Linked DNA regions of Mus musculus: region 2 is linked to region 1. A link is a loop called in an ENCODE intact Hi-C map of the cell type or tissue named here. Cell type or tissue: left cerebral cortex. All regions are shown on one strand.

Region 1 (2,500 bases):
TCCATTTACTTGGCAACTTTAAATACATTGGAACTGATCCCTTGTGTGCTCTGGCAACCAGGCAAGAACTTGTATGGAATTTTAAATGGTATACATCACACCACTATTATTACTACGGGCCACCGGAGCTACATCACACACCATTATTATTACTATGGGCCACGGGAGAATTGAAATACAAAAGAGTGCCTTTTCTCTACCGCTCTGTTATCAGAACTTACCTGCCCCGCAGCTTGCCAGGTAAAATTCATGGAGTGGATATTGACAGGAATGGCTGGCATTCTTTGTTGGGCTTTCCTGAAATCATGTGTAAAGGGGGCCATTTTCCCCTCCGAGACAATCAGAATGTCTTCTTCAAATCCTGTTGTGTAAATAATAAACAAACCTATCAAACTAGTTGCGTTTCTAAGAAACAGACGTTTCATGTAGAAAGCAAAACCCCTGGGAACCAGTGCAGGTCACTGCTTTTCATAAAGCACCTGCCTTTGATACCAACAACAGTACCAGAGTTATTTTTCCTCTCTCTGTGGTAAAAAAAAAAAAAAAAAAAAAAAAAAAAAAAAAAAAAAAAAGTGCTTACAGTGAAGTAAGCGGGTGCCACCGCTGGATTCCTGTTACAAATCTGCAGTCAGGACTAGCAACAGCAGGGCTGGGATGTTGGGTCGGCTTTGCTTTTTTGAGAAAAAAATCTCATAAGCCTCTAAATAGAGAATCCTGATTTTTAAAAAGAGGGGGCAGTCACCCTTGAAGTTGTTTTAAAACACACTCGGTGCACGTGTCTCCGCTCTAATGGAAAAACTGAGGACCACTGGGAAGGTGCAGATGCCGGACCTTACCTATGAGCACTCTAGCCTGATGGGCGTCGATCCACAGGTACAAGCTCTCCTCAGGTGGCTGCCCTGCATCCGCTCGCAGCAGGAGCAGGCAAGGTAGGATGCTCCAGAGCCGGAGCGCGAAAGCAGGGAAGGCTCTTCTCCGAGCCATGGTGCTCAGGACCTTCTCGCTGGTGGTGCAACTCCTGCCGCAGCGACCCAACCTGTGCTGCTTGTGAAGTTCTCGCCTTGGCTGCAGCTGGCGGGGCTGGAGCTGTTCCTACTTAAACGACTGGGCGTGCAAGTCTCCAGTCTCCGTTGCGAGTGAGCCTGGGAGTGCTGGAGAGGAGGGAGCAAGGAGGGAGTGGATGCGCGGCCGCGTAGAAAGAGGTGGGGGCTGGAGGGAGAGGGGGACGCAGAGACACGATGCTGGCAAAGCTGGCAATGCCAGCACGTCCCACAGCGCCAGCAGCTAGAGGAGCACACTCGAGAGGGAGGAACCGCGGGAACTGCTGGCAAAAGGCGAGCACTGAGAGCGGCCGGTGGTGTGCAGGCGGTCGCCACTAGGGAGCGCTGCGGAGCCGCGGGGGCGGGGCCGCGGTACCCGGTAGACCCCGCTCGCCTGCGCCAGGTGAATGAAAACGGGGACACAACCAAGAAACACACCCAAAGGGACTTCTGGGTCATCACTCAGGCCTCCTGCCGCCCGAAGAGACACGTGTGGATGGCCGGGGTGCTATAAACAAACAAACAAAAAAATCTGGGCTCGATTCGTGGTCAAAGATAAATTCCGTTTAACAGTGGAGCTAACGGAAAGCACATAGCCAGCCCACCCTTTCTCTTCGAACTACATTTCAGACTGCATCTCTGTGTGCCTGTCTGCAAACTCTGACTTCTCTAGCTGACAGTTTGCGCTCTCGCTCTCTCTCTCCTAGGAAGTTAAATACTGAGACTCCACAGGCTAGTCGGGCTACTGCAGGCGCTGGTCCTCGCAGGACGTTCATTTATTTCTGCACTGGACAGACACCCGACAGGTGGCGTGGTTTGTCTTCTTGATAACCCAGTTGCACCCGGAATAGTTCCCTAGGACCTCGATGATAGCTGTAATCCCTTTCCCCCCATCCCTGCTCTACGACGGTAGGACTCCCCTTAAAATTGGATTTGGGGGAAAACATTAGGAGGCTCACGCCCAGTCTCTGAAATCTTAGGCGCTTGAGGGTAAGACTGAGGGTCTGGTGGGAGAGCACTTAGCTAGCGGCGGCTTGCAGCATTACCTCTGCACGGAAGGCTTTTTTGCCTGCCTCCTTGAACGTACAGAGAAAGCAGAAACAAATGGTTTTTCAAAAACACAGAAAGTTTTCAGACCCCGGAAAAGCTTTGTTTACTTTTTTTTTTTTTTTTTTTTTTGCACCCAGTGGCTTTCTAGCAAATGCCCCCCAAGGATCTAGACTCTGGCGCTGGGCTGTGTTCCCTTCTGTCCTTTGTAGAGCGGTGGGTCTCTCAGCAGGGGATGGCAAAAACAGAAACTACAGAATAGAAGCCGGACTTGGACGCGTACATGTTCAACAAATGTTAGGTCACAAGCATATTTTTTTAAAAGAAGGAGGAATGGGAAGGGAGGAGGAGGAGGAGAGAAGGAGGAGGAGGAGGAGGAGGAGGAGGAGGAGGAGGAGGAAGAGGAGAAGAAG
Region 2 (2,500 bases), 220 kb before region 1:
GCAGGATGCCATCCGTAACTACCAGGGATCTCAGTCGGTTTCTTCTCGGGTGGGAAACAGTGGCACCTGGGATGTTTGCTTGTGGGTCCCAGTCTCCTGTGTACCCAGTTGCTGCTGGGGTACCGCAGGGAGTAGGCACGGGGATCCCTGGTCTTCGCTTCCCCTCAGGGTGTCTGTGGCCAAGCAGGAAGAGGAAAGGCTGCCTGTTAGGTTCAGAATGAATCCCAAGAGTACAGAGGGGCTGGGAGAGAGAAGGCCTTCTTCCTGGAGATTTGGGCGTGGCTTTTTACCACGAAGCCCCGCCCCCGCCCTACCCCCCCCCCCCCCCCCCTTCGTGGCTATTCGTAAGGAAGAGACTATTCTTGCTTGTCCAAACTTTTATTTGATTGCAAATGTAAATGCATACACCTTACTCTGGGTGAACCAGGGATTAAATACATTTTGCAGGAAGGGATGCCCAGGGAGGGAAGCTCATTGGCCTATCTTGATACCTCATTAGCATGGAGAACTCCAGGTTTTTATGCTATGTGGCTGATTGCATGGTCTGCTGGGTGTTTGTGTGTTCATGCGTGTGTGCCATGGTTACACACAAGTAACATAGTTACACGAACAAGTAGATCGTGGCAGGAAGCTGGCTCCACTCCTGCCCTTCTTAATTCTGAGATTCTGAGTCTGCTCAGCCTTACCAGTTCTTCTGTCTGGTGGCAGGCCACTTGTTCCACAAGGGAGGACATCAGCTATCCTATCACTTTACCCCTTATTCCTTTGAGACAGAGTCTCTCACTAAACCTAGTTAGGCTGGCTGGCAAACCTCTGCAAGCCCTCCTGTCAATCCCAGCATCCCCTGCACTCTAGGATGAGAGGTGAATGTGTCTTCTTCATGAGAGTTTTAAAGTTTCATCAGTGTAGTAAGCAAACAACTGGCCACCACAGATGTTAGGTAGTAGTTTTCATATGCAGTACACACTAGCAGCCGCCTAGGGTATGTGCATTCTGGAAAAGACTCTGGCTGTGCATCGACTATCAGGGGATTAAGAGTAGAGTTAACCTACATTCTGGGATGAAGTGTTCAGTAAATTCCAGATGGGTCAAGTTAATGATTGTCTTCTGCACTCGTTTTCCCAATCATCTGTCAGGTTACATCTACTTGAGAGGAGAGAGAGCAAGCTTTGGGGTCTCCCTTTCTCTATTACTGGCACTGGAGGACTTGCGATTCATCAATCTGACCACTAGATGCCGCTGTTGCTTCACGTGAACATTGCCATCTGCCGGACTGCGAGGGCTGTGTGTATGTAGGGGCACTTCCCGCTGCCCTTTAGGTTACAAGGATGGCTCTTTTGTTTTTCCTATGTCCTCGAGCCCATTTTGTTCATTCGCAGACATATGTACTCGCAAGTATGTACATATGTATTCGCAAGAGGCGCTCAGGTACAAAGTTTGCTGCCAAAGACTTCCGCGTCTTGATGAATGGTTTCAAATAACTTTCTTTTAAAACTTGCTAGAGGCTACACAAGGTGTCTGTCCCAGGCTGTACAGAAGGCAAAGTGCGGCAGCCCTCCTTTGAAAATAATATGTAAGGTAAGGTGTCACACTGGGGACAGGAGTAAAGGTCACCCTCCTGGGTGCAGAGCTAGCAATGGAATAGATGCTCTCTGTATGTCTTGATGTTCCAGAGACCTCGGAGCTGGAACAACTCTGGAAGGAGATCGGTTCAACCTCTTCTTTACAGAGACCAACAATTTGGCAACCTCATCAGTGGACCAGTGCCTTTGTGGATACCCTCTCCACACCTCCCTACTGATGAGATACGCATGGGGCAGTTTCGCTAAAGAGTGTAATCTGCGTATGCTCTAATTAGCCTGCCTTCTATGGCCCAGGATCTCCTCTCATGATTTCCAGCTCAGAGTCATTCAATACCCATTTACTGAGCAGTTTGAAGTCCAAGGTCCTATGCTAAGTCTTCTCAGGGTCTGTTCCATAGGTACTTGAGATCGATCTGACTAATTTTTACAGGCTCCAATTCTATATCAAGAAATGTAAGAGAAGCTAGATTCCACTCATCGATGGTGTTTTACAAATCTCAAGTGGTGACTTAGTTCCATGGTTTTAGTAAAATGTGGTACAGATGGACGTCTGTCCAGGGAATGTGCAGAGCAACAGTGTGGGTGAAGGGCATCGGACACAGGTAGCACAAGGTATACACACCACGTGCCCTTGAAGTCTGCGGTGCCTCCTTTTCTCTGCCTTCCTCCCTTCCTCCTTCTCTCCCTCCCTTGCTCTGTCCCCTCCCTTCCTTCTTCTCTCAAGTCTCATATCCATTCACATCCCCTCTCTCTGTGTCTCTGTCTCTCTGTCTGTCTGTCTGTCTGTCTCTGTCTCTGTATCCCTGACTGGCCTCAAAATCATGGCAATCTTCTGGGTCAACCTCTTCAACGGTAGGATGGTAACCGGGAGCCACCACCCCTGGTCCGACCTTTAGTTTATCGAGCTCAATAACTGT

Evidence for each region. Hi-C counts contacts between places; a loop is a spot of excess contacts. Peaks named below come from ENCODE experiments on the same cell type or tissue, not always from the same donor. Only the 100,000 strongest peaks of a DNase experiment are listed, where the experiment ranks them.
Region 2: it touches region 1 in a loop (6-fold over the local background); 25 of 42 quality-filtered maps call a loop at or near these places.

The regions. Positions count from the first base shown.
Region 1 is chr10:121,032,827-121,035,326 of GRCm38, reverse strand. It overlaps Wif1 (Wnt inhibitory factor 1), which reads right to left and starts at 1,323. Exons shown (of 10, transcript NM_011915.2): 1 at 837-1,323; 2 at 222-361. The coding sequence starts at 984. In left cerebral cortex, a CTCF peak has its summit at 1,343 (motif pointing right); DNase peaks (open chromatin) are centred at 915, 1,230 and 1,844; H3K4me3 peaks cover 1,226 bases.
Region 2 is chr10:121,255,379-121,257,878 of GRCm38, reverse strand. No RefSeq gene overlaps it. Among named protein-coding and RNA genes, the nearest start is that of Gm35404, 14 kb to the right of the region's middle. In left cerebral cortex, a CTCF peak has its summit at 1,233; a DNase peak (open chromatin) is centred at 1,246.